Regions from separate parts of the Mus musculus genome. Here region 2 is linked to region 1. A link is a loop called in an ENCODE intact Hi-C map of the cell type or tissue named here. Cell type or tissue: left cerebral cortex. All regions are shown on one strand.

What was found. A loop is a pair of places that touch in the nucleus more often than their neighbours do. Peaks named below come from ENCODE experiments on the same cell type or tissue, not always from the same donor. Only the 100,000 strongest peaks of a DNase experiment are listed, where the experiment ranks them.
Region 2: a loop joins it to region 1, with 3 times the contacts of the local background. A loop is called at or near these places in 3 of 42 quality-filtered maps.

Annotation. Positions count from the first base shown.
Region 1 is chr9:109,928,293-109,936,292 of GRCm38, forward strand. It overlaps Map4 (microtubule-associated protein 4), which reads left to right and starts at 3,482. Exons shown (of 19, transcript NM_001205330.1): 1 at 3,482-3,648. In left cerebral cortex, CTCF peaks have their summits at 3,592 (motif pointing left), 4,507 and 4,715; DNase peaks (open chromatin) are centred at 2,612, 3,356, 4,209 and 4,766; H3K4me3 peaks cover 2,604 bases; H3K27ac peaks cover 2,305 bases.
Region 2 is chr9:110,046,510-110,054,509 of GRCm38, forward strand. All of the region lies in intron 8 of Map4 (microtubule-associated protein 4), which reads left to right. Among named protein-coding and RNA genes, the nearest start is that of Dhx30, 67 kb to the right of the region's middle. In left cerebral cortex, no CTCF peak of the experiment used is centred here; DNase peaks (open chromatin) are centred at 4,947, 5,529, 5,977, 7,030 and 1 more place; H3K4me3 peaks cover 2,959 bases; H3K27ac peaks cover 3,370 bases.

The DNA.
Region 1 (8,000 bases):
TGCTCTCAAACACTGAGCCATCTCTCCAGTCCCTGCTCAAGGTTTCTGATTCACTAAATAACAGCTGTGCAATCTATAACAGATATTTTGCTTTTCTGGGTTGTATTAATGGTCTTTCTATGGTTATCTATTTATAGTTCTGTATCTTTCCCACAAAACCTTTACTTTTTTTGTTTATTTGATATAGGGTCTCATGTATCCCAGGCTGGCCTTGAACTCCTGATCCTCCAACTCCCACTTACCAAATAATGGAATTACAAGCACGGACCACTGGACTCTTATTATTGTTGTTTTGCTTCTTGGAGACAGGGTTTTTCTGTGTAGTCCTGGCTATCCTGGAAATTACTTTGTAGGCTGCCTGTCCCTGCTCCTGCCCCTGTCTCTGCCTTCTGAGTGCTGGTATTAAGGTCCTCTGCCTCTGCCTTCTGAGGGCTGGTATTAAGGTCCTGCACCATCACCACACAGCTTATTATTATTATTATTTTTACAGAGACAGTCTCAGCTGGGCTAACCCCATCATCTGGGAAGCAGAATCAGGTGGATCTCTGAGAGTCTGAGGCCAGCAAGGTTTACAAAGAATTCTAGGACAGTCAAGGCTGTAATATAGAGAAACCCTGTTTCGAAAAAACAAAACACAAAACAAAACTCAAAACAAAAAAGACACAGTCTCATTATATGGCTCAGGCTGTTCTTGACCTTAGGTGGCCTAGTTGACCTTAACTTGGTATCCAATTGCCTCAGCACACAATGCCAGGGCATCCTTTTGCTCTCTTAGGTTTTTTTTTTTTTAATTAATTAAAAAAAATTTTAAAAGATTTATTTATTATATCTAACTACACTGTAGATGTCTTCAGATGCACCAAAGAGGATGTCAGATCTCATTATAGATGGTTGTGAGCCACCATGTGGTTGCTGGGATTTGAACTCAGGACCTCTAGGAGAGCAAGCAGTCAGTGCTCTTACCCGCTACGCCATCTCCCCAGCCCTAAAATTTTTTTGAGATAGGCTCTCACCATCTCTCTGGCTTGCATGGAATAAGCTGTGTAAATCAGGCTGAACTTGAGCTCACAGAGATCTGCCTGCCTCTGCCTCTCAAGTGCTGGGATTAAAGGTGTGTATTGTTACATTAGGTTAGTTACTATGATTTTTTAAAATATGATTTAATATATATGAGCACATTGTAGCTGTCTTCAGACACACGACACACCAGAAGAGGGCATCAATTTCCATGACAGATGGTTTTGAGCCACCATGTTGTGGCTGGGAATTGAACTCAGGACCTCTAGAAAACCAGTCAGTGCTCTTAACCGCTGACCCATTTCTCCAGTTACTATGGCTTTAACAGTAAACTATGTCTACTAAATCGTAAGTAACTATGTATGTACTTTAGGACAGTTACTAATATGGATCTCATGTATATTATCATCATCTCCATTTACTGCTTAAATGAATGAGTATTGTGTGACAAAACTTTCCCTGGGGAAATGCAATACAGAAGTCTACTTATCCCAGAGAGGAAACTCATGACAAACCAAAGCCCAGCTTGGTGAACCAATTAGTTTTATTGGGGCTACCTTCAGTACTATGATGAAATATGAGTGAGGGGTTACTGACAGTAGCAGAAATGACTCAAAGACAGCTGAATCACCAAGGCCCACCCCAATACTGGTAACAACTCACAAATTGGGAAAACTGGGGCACACTGCATAGCCTGCAGGCCACTCAATGGGTTGAGTAAGTAAGGCTGGTCTAAACCTCTTCCAGGCGGCTTGGCTGGTCTCTGCTTCTCTCAGGCAGCTGGTCTGGTCTTAAGAGTCTGCAACTTTTGCTCTTCTGAGAATCTTCTTTACTGCGTAGGTCTTCTTTTCTGAGAGGGACGCTGAACTCTGGCAGGAAGTAGCCTAGTAAAACTAGATGGTTTCAGGGCCTTCCTGCTTAATGGAAAGTTCCAATCTTGGAGGAAACTGTTACACAATATCGATACAGAAAGGTTTAGAAGTCTTCCACAGGTTTACATAATTTGTTTAGCCATGCTGAGACTTCATCGGGAATATGGTATTTTACCTTTGGCATCCTATTAGTAACTTTATTGAGAGTGACTATTATCTAATTTTCATAAACGAGGAAACTGAGGCTTACCTTTCCTAAGGCTACAAAAGCACAGCTGTACTTCCTAACCAAGTTCTCCTGGTAACCCCTATATGCCTGAGTTTACAATCCTAGCACCTGGCTACTGAAGTTAAAGCCCCACTAGCCAAACATTGTCTTGTTGACACTGTGGTGTTACTAAACTTGCCTGTTAACATAATGAGAATGAGGAGTGCTGGAGAGAAAATTAAACTATTAAAGATAAGGCTCATAACTAAAACTACAAAGGGCACTGAGGATATATTAACCATGTAGGGCTCTTGTGATGATTAAGATATGTGGATCATGGAATAAGCATAAAGGAGTTGGGTATCACTATTTCTTCTGGACCAGTACTATGCACAGGCAATATAATGTGACCGTAGTGACACTCTAGAGGAGGGGGGCGGGGAGAGGAGAGTAGGAGGAGGTAATTTTAGCTGTGTATGGCGGCTCAAATTTGTAATCTCAACACTCAGGAGGCTGAGGCTGAGGGATTGCCATCACTCTGAGGGAGGTGGGTGATGCAAAGTGAATTTCAGGCCAGCCTGCGCTATGGTGGGAGGCACTGTGCAAAAAACCCAAAACAGAACAAAGGTGATCTTTAAGTTTTCAAGTAACTACGTTGAAAAAAGAAAAAAACTAAAAGAAACATGAAATTATTTAAGTTACTAAATACACTCCCAATTATATAATCAGTTTTTTCTTGTTTGTTTGTTTGTTTTTCGAGACAGGGTTTCTCTGTAGAGCCCTGGCTGTCCTGGACCTTACTTTGTAGACCAGGCTGGCCTCGAACTCAGAAATCCGCCTGCCTCTGCCTCCCGAGTGCTGGGATTAAAGGCGTGCGCCACCACGCCCGGCCCCATATAATCAGTTTTGCATTCAACAATGTTCCTTCTCAACTTGGTCCAGCCACGTTTCAGGCAGCTACTATGAGCTGCGCCCTCAGCTCCCAGTCAGTTCCTCGCGGTTAGCAGTGAACCCAAGGCCCCGCCCCCGCCCCTCCCAGATTACATCATAGAGCCCACCAGTCAGGGCCGGCGGGGCCCACTCAGGCCCACCCGTACGCAGGCGCGTGCGCCTGACACTAGCATCCTTTCTGCTGGAAAAGGAAGCGGCGGCCCTCTCAGAACGGCGGAGGCGGCCTGAGCCTCGCCATTCGCTGAGGCATCCGCGGGCGGGAGGCCGCAGTCTAGACCCCCGACGCGCGCCGCGCCAACGGTCCGCCACTCGTGCTGCTTCCACGGAGAGGGCGAGGAGTAGGGGCCGGCGTGGATTGGTTCGCGGCGCCTCGGCCCGCCCTTCGGTGGCGCCCATTGGCTGGGGCGGCACCCGCTGACGGCGAGCACGCTCCGCCTTCGTGCCGGCCTTCAAGAGGGCGACGAGGAAGCGGCCACCTCCCTGTGCCCCGCCCCTCCGGCTAGGTCTGTGGCTTCTGCGGCTCCTCCCGGCTGCTCCCGGCTCCTCTCTGCCCTCTCCCGGCTTCCTGCGGCTCCGGCTTGGGCTCGGCGGCGGCGGCGGGTAGGTGCGGCTGTGATTGAGATCGGAGGGTCGGCCTCCTCACTAACCTCCACGACTCCCGCCCAGGTTCTCGCGGTGGCCGCCGGGGACCCCGCAGGTCCCTCCCGAGGCGGGGAAGGGCGGTGGCTGTCCGCCTACGGGACGCCGGGGTGGTTGAGAGAGGGGGCCTGGTGGGGGGCCTGCGGGCGTGACCTTCGGAGTTTCTGAGACGCCTTCTGAGGGGACCGTAGGGGGCGAGGCGGGCGGAGAGATTTTGTATCAGGGCTTCGGAGGTTGTGGAGCCGAGGGGCTTGCCTCAGGCTGGGCATGTGCTGAGCCGGGACACTGAGGGTCGACTGCAGCCTGGGCCCTTGGGTGGGGTTCGGGATGCAGAAGGACGCCGGGGTCGTTTCTCCAGGCTTCAGGAGGGGCGTCCGTGTATGTGGGGACTGAGGCGAGCTCTGCGTGTCCCTTCTGGGGGTTATGGGTGGGGCCGAGGGGTGGTCTGGAGAATCCAACTCGAGCCCTTGTGTGCGTGGGTCCCGCACACTTTGGGGACTGACGCGCATCTAGTGTCTGGCTTCGGGAATGCAAAAGGGGTCACGTTAAGGGTGCGGAGTCCGGAAACAGGGACCAGGGCTAGCAGCGGCTGTCGGAAACGTTACTCGGAGCAGAGATTGTGGTTTATTTTAGCACCCGGGACGAGCTCTTTTGGACTGTTACTGTCGGAACTCAACTTTACTTGAGATTGCCTCCTGGGCGTTTTGGGGAGGGTTTGCTTATCTCTTGGATTGTGTAGATTAAATGCATTTGGTCTTTAGGGGAAGAGGCTGATTTCCCCACAGGTTTGTGTTTTAGGAATCCAGAACTCGCCCCCTCCTGGAGCGGAGTTGTAGCCTGTACTTCTCAGGCAAGATTAGTGTTACCCAGCCTTTTGCTGGAATCCCCCTTTCTCCTTGCCCTCCGCTGGTCCAGTTACAGAATTTCTCCCCAGGGCCTCTGCAGTGTTTCTTGCTCCCTGCGAGTGTCTCCCGCCCGTTTTCCTACTGCTGCGCTTTTGGCAACTGCCTCTGCTCTTTCCCAGGGATGGTTGTGGCATTGCATCAGGGGATATTTGTGCTTGTAATTTGCTCACTCAGCCCAGGAGGAGGGAGAATAGTATGGTGTAGAGTTGGGGGGTGGGGGTGGGAGGGTGACAAACGGGAGGGGGGCGGTTGCCGGCAGCTTGGCTGGGTAGGCAGAGCGATGGGTGTGGTAAGGGAAATACAGCTGCTCTAGGCCTATAGGGTAACACTGCCCAGTCATCAGCGCAGAGATTCAAAGACCAGCAGCAGCAGCTATTTTTATAAATCAATCCTGAATCCAAGCTGAGCACATGGATTTAGGGTGAACAGTTGTCATGCCCTGACTATGACAGGCTGAGTGTTTTGTAGACAACACTGCAGTTGCTAAGCAAGAGGCTGGATCTGTCTGTACTATGATGCAGGTACTTGCAACTTTGTAACTTTTTCTCCACTTTGGGGAATATGTTCATGGCTTTTCAATTGATGGAGTCTGATGGTCCATACCATTTCCTTCAAAGCTGATATTTTTAAGTCAGTCATAATCTCGTTTTACACTTAGCTTAAAGTAATTAAAACTATTGCTTTTTGAGCTAGTACCTACCATCTTTCAGGGGTTTACAAAAAAAAGGATTTATGTAGCTGTACATGTGGTTATGAGCCTTCATGTGGTTATTGGCAAATGAATTTTTTTTTCTTTTTAGGACCTCTGCTCGCTCGGGTTAACACTGCTTGCTCTCTGGTCAGCCCCTCTCACCCAGTCCCTGCTTGCTCTGGCTCAAAGATTTATTTATCATTATACATAGGTACACTGTAACTGACTTCATACCCAGCAGAAGAGGGCATCAGATCTCTTTACGGGTGGTTGCTGGGATTGTGAACTCAGGACCTTTGGAAGAGCAATCAGTGCTCTTAATCTCTGAGGCATCTCGCCAGCCCTTCCAGGGGCTTTTTAAATGAAAGCGAATATACTTGCCAGGCAGTGGTGGCGCACACCTTTAATTCCAGCACTTGGGAGACAGAGGCAGGTGGATTTCTGAATTTGAGGCCAGGCTGGTCTACAGAGTGAGTTTCAGGATAGCTAGGGCTACACAAAGGAACCTTGTCTCGAAAAACCAAAAAAAAAAGAAAAAAAAGGGGGGGGGGATATACTGATGGAAACACACTCAGCAGAGATTTATGAGTCAGGTTTCAGTACTTGTTGAAGTATTGATGCCTTGTACACAATTGGATTTAATTATCCACTGGCCCAAAAACACCTCCATTGTTCTTGGTAGCCTAATCAGTAAACCAGTTGATTATAGTATTACAATGAGGGCAATGAAAATGCAAGGGTGTGTCTCTTATTGTATTTATTTTACTTTTTTTTCTTTTTCTTTTTTTTTTTTTTTTTTTTTTGGTTTTTCAAGACAGGGTTTCTCTGTACAGCCCTGGCTGTCCTGGAACTCACTTTGTAGACCAGGCTGGCCTTGAACTCAGAAATCCGCCTGCCTCTGCCTCCCAAGTGCTGGGATTAATATTTTACTTATTTTTACATTTACTGTGTGTGTGTGTGTGTGTGTGTGTGTGTGTGTATGTGTGTGTATGTGCGTGTATGTGTGCACGTGCGTATGAGTGTGGAGGTCAGAGGACAACTTTGGGAGTCAGTCTCTATTTACCTGGGGTTTGGGTATTGAACTCAAATTCAGACTTGGCAGCAAGTGCTTTTATCTGCTGAGCTGGGCGGAGCTGTCAGGTCTTCTCACTATTATATCTTGCTTTTTTTCTTTTCTTTTTTTGAGTCAGAGACAGGGTCTCTCTCGCTCTGGCTGTCCTTGAACCCACAGAGATGCCCCTGCCTTGCCGCTAGAGACTTGTATTATTTTTTAAAATTTTATTTTATGTTTATTTATTTTATGCATGAGTGTTTTGCCTCTGTATGTGCACCGTGTTTAGTGCCCGTGGAAGTAAGGAGAAGGGGTTGGATCCCTTAAGGCAGGAATGGCTCTGAGCTACTATGTGAGTGTTGGGAACCAATCTGGGCCTTCTGCTAGAGCAACAATTGGTCTTAACCTCTGAGCCATTTCCCGTGCTCCTGTTTTGTAGACTTTTGGAGACAAGGTTTTTTCTGTAGCCCAGGCTGGCCTGGAACTTTACTATGTAGTCTGGCCTGGGCCTTAGCTGAGCTCAGAGCAATCCTCTTCATCCATATTCCTTTATTTTTTTGTTCTTTTGTTTTTGTTTTTTTGAGCCCTGGCTATTCTAGAACTCCATTTGTAGACCAGGCTGGCATTGAATTCAGAGATTCACCTGCTGCCTTAGTTAGATTAAAAAGCATTCACCACCGATGTGTGTCCATGTATACCCCACTCCAAGACAGGGTTTGTCTCTGTAGCCCTCCCTGGCTGTTCTGGAGCTCTGTAGACCAGGTTGGCCGAGAACTCAGAGATCCACTTGCTTCTGTCTCCTGAATGCTAGGATTAAAGGCATGAACCACCACTACCTGGCTGTGCTTAAGCTTTTCAAATGTTAGGATTATAAGCATATGCTTACTGTACCTAGATTGGGGTATGTTCCCAATATTTTCCCTTTTCAGGTTGAAAAACAAATCCATTCATATGTTTAACAGTATGCGTATGGTAAAATCTCAAATATACAAATAAGGTTACATTTTATATTAAAGTATTTTCTATTGTTTGCTGACAACTGAAGGAAGCACCTGGATTTTCTTTTTTCCGCTGAGATTGGGGTCTTGTGTTGCCCAGGCTGGTCTAAAAGCTCCTGGACTAAAGCCATCTTCTTGCTTGGGAATATCACAGTTCTATATCAGCATTCAGCTTTGGTATTATAGCTAGATAGCTTAGCTTTAGTTAGAGATTTGGTTCTTCCTAACTTTGCTTTCAAATTTGGTGATTGAGTTTTGACTGTAGACCTTTGTAGTTGACAATTTCAAAATTTGTGGATTATTATTATTGAGACAGGGTTTTATTATATATCCCTGGCTGGCTTTGAATTCGTGTGACACTACACTCAGTTCAAGGGCTAAAGCTTTGCACAAGGTAGGGAAATCTCTGCTGCTCAGCTGTATTCCCAATCTTATTATTTTTTTAATGTTAAGAATAGGTAGTTAAGGGCTGGAGAGATGGCTCAGTGGGTAAGAGCACTGACTGCTCTTCCAAAGGTCCTGAGTTCAAATCCCAGTAACCACAGGGTGACTCACAACCACCTGAAATGAGGTCTGACACATCTGCAGTCAGCTACTTATGTATAGTAATAAATAAATTTAAAAAAAGAATAGGTAATTAAATGCAAGAAAATCAGAGATGAGAAGTA
Region 2 (8,000 bases), 120 kb after region 1:
TTTTGATCCCAGTACTCGGGAGGCAGAGGCAGGCGGATTTCTGAGTTTGAGGCCAGCCTGGTCTACAGAGTGAGTTCCAGGACAGCCAGGGCTACAGAGAAAACCTGTCTTGAAAAACCAAAAAAAAAAAAAAAGTATATATATATATATATATATATATATATATATATATATATATATATTTGCAAATGTTGGTTATCCTGCATTGACTGGTGGGTGACTAGATGTGAGGTGGGGTTAATCACATAGCATCACATGTAAGTACTCTCAACACTGAAATAAAGTTTCATATTTATATGTCTTCTTCCAAAGGATACTAATATTTTTTTCCCCTGCCATGTTGAAGCTAGCAGCCTGGCTTCACATAACCTACACAAGCACTCCATTATGGAGCTACCCTGCTTAAGGAGTTCTTCACATTCTCTCACCATAACTTTTATTCTCTGGCTGACAGAGCATTAGGCGATTCAAGAAACATGATAAAGATAAACTTACAAATTTCACCGTTGTAATTATGAAAGTAAATGGGACTTTCCTGGTTTTCCCTGTGACATATCCAAAGAAGGAAGATCATCTCACCTGTGGGCAAATTCAAAATGTTACTCTTTAAACTGTTTAGCAGTGGTGTCATTTGTATAAGTTTGCACACAAATTAACATTGCCTGCTGCTTTGCAAATAGTGGACATAAGTATGAGCCATGTGCTATGGAGATGAAGCAAAGGGGACTGAGTCTCCATAGCAGAGCAAGAAGAGTTCAGGGCTGAATGGTTCCTAAGCAAAGCATTGCAGGGCTTGTATGATGGCATAGTGGCAGGAGGTTCATGGAGTATTTGAGCAGGTGGCAGATGTTATGATGTCATTGCAGATAAGTCATTGGGGAAACAGTGAAATCTCTAATGCCTTTTGAGTTTAGAATGGGGAAAAGAAGATAAACTGCTGAAGACTCTAGGGAGTCCTGGGTGCCTCCATAGACAGGGGATCTGGAAATAATTGGTGGACAGGGTCTTGTTTCTGTTAGGTTTTAGTTGGGTCACTTCCTTTTCTTTATGCTTGTTGGTAGAGTTTTCATGTCCTTCATTTTAATGCTTTGAGTTTACATGAATCAGATTACTAAGTTCATTCTTTTTATTCTGTCTGTTCACTTCCCAACTTTTGGATGTTAATCAGGGAAAGTCATGATGTTCTTGAGTTGAACATGTACTAAGATATGTTCCTAAAATTCAGTGAAATATGGTTTGATTTGGTTTTGAATATAGATTTGTGTAACTATTAATATATCCAAATAAGAAAACAGATTATAAGTTCTTAACCTTTAGTTTATATTAGTCAGGAGTACCATCAGTCATGGTAATTAGAATTACTGACTTTCATTGTAATGATAATTTATTAGAACCGGTTCCCGGAGACAGTAACAGAACAGTTGGTCAATCTGGAATATAGTGTTGCCTTGGCAACTAATGAGAATGCAGTGAAACCAACCATAGAGCATAAAAATCACAAGGCTCTGAACAGGTTAAATACCAATCCCAGGCACAGAAAACGAAAAACATCTGCCAGTACATCTGACTATACAAAACCCCTTGGAACCTTGCCTGACATTAGAAACTACTTTGTAACCAGACATAGGAATCCATGTACTCTTATCAGACTTAACTTGAATAAAATAGAACCTCAAACCATATGACCAAAAGACATTCCACATTGTTTGTTCTTGGATTAGGACTGGTGCTCAGTAATAACAGCCCCGGGTTTGAGGCCCCAGGTTCAAATCCCAGTGTTGAGAAAAGAATAAAAAAGCTCTTGTAAGTTATTGAAGGCTGCTAAAATGATAGGAGGGAATCAGAATAAATAATACAGAAATGTTGCTGAAGGAAATCTATCCTTTCACTAACATTATTTATTGTTGTTTTGAGACGGGGTCTCACTACATAGCCCTGGCTGTCCTTGAACTCACTATGTAGACCCAGGCTGGCCTGGACTCAAAGAGATCTGCCTGTTTCTGCCTCTGTAGTGCTTTTATAAGAGACTATTTTACTGTTCATCTACCTCTATGCTGGTCACCATTGGCAGGTATAGACAGGGCTCCTTCCTTCCTTCCTTCCTTCCTTCCTTCCTTCCTTCCTCCCTTCCTTCCTTCTTCTAGAGCTATCAGAAAGATTACCATGTGGTTTATAATCTGGAAAGAGTTCTGTGAAACTCCAATGGACTAGTATATTTGAGGTCATCCTATGCTTACGAGTCCTGTCTCAAATACATATTAAACTATTTTTCTTTGCTAATTAAGGAGACAATAAACTGGAGAGCCAGCACTGAGTATGATGATATACTCAGAAGGCTTGAAGCGGGAAGATACTGAGTATAGGCTTCGCAGTAATACCCTGATTCAAAAAGTAAATAAGTTGGTCAGGTATGGTGGCACACACTTTTATTCCTAACATTTGGGAGGCAAAGGTAGGCTGTTGATTTCTAGGCCAGCCTGGTTTAGATAGTAAGTTACAGACCAGGCAGGGCTATGTAGAAGACCTTGTCTAAAGGGGTGGGGTAGAGAATGGGTAGTGAAGTAAAGTAAGTAGATTTGAAAAGGAAGAACTAGGGAAATAGGTCACTCAGCGTTTGCCTTATATACCTGAAGGCCTGAATTTGATCCCTAGAACCCATGGACAGGTGGGTTATACTTGTGATCTCAGTGCTAAGGAGATAGAAGCAGGAGGATCCTTGGATCTACTCACTGTTCACCCTGTCTAACGTAATTGTCCAAGCCAATGAAAGCCCGTCTCAAAGGCAGTAGATGGAGCTGGAGAGAAGGCTCAGTAGTTTAGAACACTGACTGCTCTTCTAGAGGTCCTAAGTTCAATTCCCAGCACCCACATGGTGGTTTATGGACATCTATAAAGGGATCTGATACCTTCTTCTGGCATGCAAGCATACATGTAGCAGAGCATTCATACATCAAATAAAAATTTAAAAAAAGAGAGGTAGATGATATGATGTTCCTAAAAATGACACTCAAGACTGTCCTCTGGCCATATGCATTTATACACACACATTTCTTTTCCTTTTTTAAAAATAAGCGTTGGGCTGGGGAATTGGCTAAGTAGAAGAATGTTTGCCTAGCACTTGCAGGACCCTGGGTTTGACACCAGCTCCAGAGTTGGGGGACTTTTTTCAGAGTGTGTCATCCAGTAAATAAAGTGAATTCTTATTCAGTGGTGCAGAAAGGCTGGTCAGAAATGAGACCTTGGCTTTCCCAGCAGAACACTTCCATTTATTTATTTATTTATTTATTTATTTATTTATTTATTTATTTATTTATTTATTTATTTGGACCTGTCCATAAAATGAGGGACTAAGGTTACAGGAGCTGTTGTTACAGCATCCTATGTACACATTTCCATGTCCTTGCAGTACTGGTTTTATAGAAAACTTTTAAGGGATTCCGCAAATGGGATAATTTCTTTTAGTGAGTTAGATTTTGAGAGTTAGCTTTTCTTTTTTTCTTTTCTATTAAATAGATATTGAAAGTAGGTCTTAAATGGCATGTTTTGTGTGTGATGGTGGTTACTTTGTCTTTTTTTTTTTCCTTTTTTTCTTTACTAGTAGGGAAGCCTAAGTCACAATAATTTGACTCTCTGGAGCAAGTTTCTGTGGCACTTGTTTCTGTGGGCATTCTTGCTTTAGACATTTGATGGCACTCAGCCATTGTGTAGCCATCATGTTCAGACATACTGCTACCTGAGGTGAGGTGGCAACTAAACATACTGGCCTGAGAACTCATGTTTTAAAAAACTTCATGGGAATCTGAGTTCTAGAACTCAGTAATCCAGAGAGACTTGCACATAAAGGATGCACAGGGATTTCAGCAGTGCTCTGGATCCAGCACATTTGTTCTCAAACCAAAGATAGATAGGTCTGGTTTTCTTTCTTTAAGTTGAGGCAGGGTCTTAGTGCATTTCCTATGCTGGCCACTTGCCTTGGCATTCTGAGTCCTTATAGGGATGTATATACTCCCCCTGTAGGGATGTATACCACCAGTTTGGCTATCAGAAAGCATCCTTTTTAGGATTCTTGATAGAGTATTTCACAGGAGCCTGTGTTGGGACAGGTAGTGAGTTACAAGCCCTATGACAAAGCCAGCTTTGTTCCAGCGGTGCACTCTACATTTTTACAGTGTAAGGCGGTTCCTTCTAGCCCATGAATTGTGTTATATGATCACTCAGTCCTAAATATATAATTGGTGAAAACACAGGGAAAAAAAGGGTTGTGACTGCACTAAATGGAGGCAGTGTGTTCTAATGAGCAGGAAAAGCTCCAAGACATAGATTTGTTCCTGAGTCTAGAGATCAAAAGACGATGAACTGAACTGTAGTCAGTGTGTCCACACAGTCAGCCTCTGGAAGGAACAGAGGTGGTAGCACTCAGCTCATGACAGAATCAGGAAGAAGCAAAAATGTGGCTTACAGTTGGACTTAAGTGTCTTATTATTGGGATTCATTCCCAAAGCCTATAGTGCACTGGTAACTTTTTAAGAGAGGGCTTCACTATGTAGCCCAAGCTGGCTTCACACTCCCACTGATCCACTTGCATCTGCCCCTTCAATACTAGGATTAAAAGTGTATGAATGAGCCCTTTAATAAGCTCCCAGGACAGAAACCAACCAGTAGAACTGATGGGTTTTTGGAAATTCTACCTAATTAAGGTTTTGGATTTTATAAGGAAACAGAGACAGTTGGGAGGACAAGATGGGTCAGTTGTGAAAAAGCCTCATAACCTTGAGTTTGATCCCTGGAACCCACATGGCTGAAGGGAACCACTCCAGAAAGTTGGTCTTTGACTTGTAAATGGGCTGTGCTGGGTGCACATAGAGGGGAAAGCTCTCTCCAGGATGGGAGTGGGCCAGTGAGAGGAGTGGAGAGGAGAGGCAGATACTTCCAGGCCACAAGTGAGTGTGGAGCCCATCCAGTGAGAGAATGGAATGAGCTGCCATGACAGCAAAACCCACCCTCCCTCCAAGGATTGGATTCCTCAGTCTTTATTTAACATTAAGGTGTTTGTTTTAAGTGAAAATTTGAGCAATTTTCTGGAATCGTTATTCTTCAGTAGTTATAGCCGAGAATTGGCAAATGAGCCTTACTTATTTTAAAACAGTTTTTTTTTTTTTTTTGAGTTGAGTGAATTCAGCAGGCTGGGCATAGAATGAGATAAATGAATGTGTGGGTATACATATATCTATATGTAAAGCTGACATAATTACTGTCCTCCGTGCCTGAATTGGCACCGTACTGTATTTTAAATTACAGGGATGAACAGAGTGCTAGCTAGCAGGAAATTATATATACAGATTAACACACAGTGGCGTTCTTTCTCTTTTTTTTTGTTCATTCTTCCCTTTTTACACCTGGTAAATGCATTTAGCACCCAGCTGCTTTAGGAGAAAGGGAGACTGGGAGAACTAGAGAGCTTACCCTGAATCCCAGGAGCTTGCTGTGATGTCACTGCAAGACCCGTGAGCGTGGGTGGTGCAAGAGCTCCAAGAGTGAGTGGGGAGCAGTGAAAGGGACGATGTCGCTTCCAGAGAAGCAGCCAGCCGCGCTCACTGCTGCTCTCGCTGCCGAGGACGAGCAGCTCTCTAAAGGCAACCCTCCAGAGTGCGGGATGGACTCCCGGAAAGAAATCGGTCAGGATGGATTTGAATGGCAGAGGACAGAGGGTAAACTGAATGAAATCGGGCTGAATGTCAGCATGGATGGACAGCTGAAAGACAGGCTTGTGAAGAATTCCAGCTTCCTGGAACAGAATAAGCTCGGCTTTTTTGAGGGGAAGCTAGACAAAGAACTTAGCATCGAAAAGCCTAACAAGGCGTATCAAGAAACCTCCGGTCACCTTGAGAGCGGGTATGTGATTTCAGGAACCTGCCAGCCCTCGGAGGGGAACTTAGTTCACCAGAAGGCAGCAGAGTTCCACCCGGGACTCACCGAGGGGAAAGACAAAGCAGCTACAGTTCAGGGGAAGGTGGCTGGGAAGAGTGGACTAGAGATCAAGAGCCAGCCAGATCTAAATTTTCCCGGGGCTGCTGACACTCTCACTCAACATGGTGAGGAACAAGAAACCAGTGCTTGGAACGCCAACTTTTACTCAGTAACTCAGAGCCCTCAGGCTGCAACTCCAGGAAAAGAGAAGAATGGCCTCGTCTCCAGCTGCTCTGTGACTGGGGTGATGAGTGATAACTCTGGGCAGCTTAATAATAAGTCCCCATTACTGGTGGCTATCACCCACCCAGACCCAACTAGTGAGCATTTGCCCACCACTAGTCCACCAATCACTATGGTGGAATTCACTCAGGAAAATTTGAATGCAGGCCAGGATAAAGAGTTGGAGAAATTAAGGTCTTCTGAGGAGGGGCCTATGCTTGACCAAGTACCCCAGCAGAAAAAGGCAATCCGAAGAGCCCTGTCTGAGTGTTACCATCTCTCAGTGCCCCCAGCTGTGAATCTTGTCGATAAGTACCCTGAGCTGCCTGCCCGAGAGGAGCTTCCTTCTGACCTGCTGCCTCCCACCAGTAGCCCAATGCCAAGCCCTATGCCCAGGAAGCTGGGGGTGCCTGCCATGAGGCGCTCCATGACTGTGGCTGAGGACCAGTCAGCTAGCTGCAGATTGAGTGCTGGGGAACTGGCCAGCCTGTCTGCTTCTCAGGTACCAACTGCTTTAACCTTCGAGGAACCAGTGGCCAAGGAGAGAGAAGAACAGATCCACTTCAGCAATGATAGCAACAGCTCTGGGAAGAAGGAACTGGGCATCGCTGGGCTGTATCTCCACAGTAAGCTGGAACAGATTCCCGAAGGAAGCCACAAGGGAAAGGGGCAGGAAAATACTGGTGAGACAAGAGTTGATTCATGTCCCTTCATCTGCCTGGGAGGCGAGAAACAGCTGATGGCACTGGCAGGGAAGAAAGAAATTGAGGTCACTGCAACCCAGAGCATTCCATCATTGCTGTTGGAAGAGACCCCACGTGATGGTATGTTTCTAAATTTTGCCTCCACTGGGAACCGGCAGGCAGTGAGGAAGAAGCCAAAGTGATAGATGGACAGGAGCGTCAGCAGCTTGTTACTCCTGGAGTCTGGGACTACCTGGGGGAAGGCTTAATTCCCTTGTTGGAGGCTTTCTGGGAGTGAGGCAGGAGAACACAGTGAATCTGGCTGGGTCAGGCTGAATGCTTCACTGTGGATACTGGCTGGCTGGGTTGTCAACGGGTGGGGGCAAAATTGGTAGGCATTAAAAACTAGAGCTGCTTAACCTCATGCCAACCTCCCTATCCCATCCCCCATCCTTCCACCCCTCTGATCCTATTGGTTTGAACCAAATGATTCTTGAGCTCTGGCCATCCCACTGCTGCTGATTGATTCACTCGCCTGTAAAATGAATCACTTTGTATAGAGTCACAGTAGGCTTATCAGTACTAACCACTGCTAAGTTGCAGTTTGGATGGAAGCTGTTTTCCCTTCTGCTTTTGAGAAGGATTTACTTTTGTTGAAGTTGAAAGAAAGCCTTTTATACCTGGCTGTTTAATATTCTCCCCATGTCCTTCCTGTTTGACCCTGTCATGTTTCTAGTTTTCTATTCCTGTGTTTTGTGGAGGTGGGGGAGAAGAAGAGGAAGAAAGGAAATTAGGGAGAAGAGAGACTGTGGACCAGTGAATGGTGTAGGGCTGCCATCTGTGCCCTCTTCATTGCCTTTTCTTTCCTTCCCTTCTCCACCCCCCACTGCTGCCATTGTTGATAGATTAAAGAAGCTGTTTTTTCTCTGGGTCCACAAAGGATCATGATTCACAATGGTGTTTGTTAACGGGCATTTAAAACACAAATTTTATTATTGTTTGTGGGGTTTTTTTGTTTGGTTGGTTGGTTGGTTTCGGTGTTTTAAGTAGTCACTTTTCCTAGGACCCATTTTCAGTATTCTCTTGAGTACATTTTAATGAAATGTTATTTTAAATTTATAATTGGGG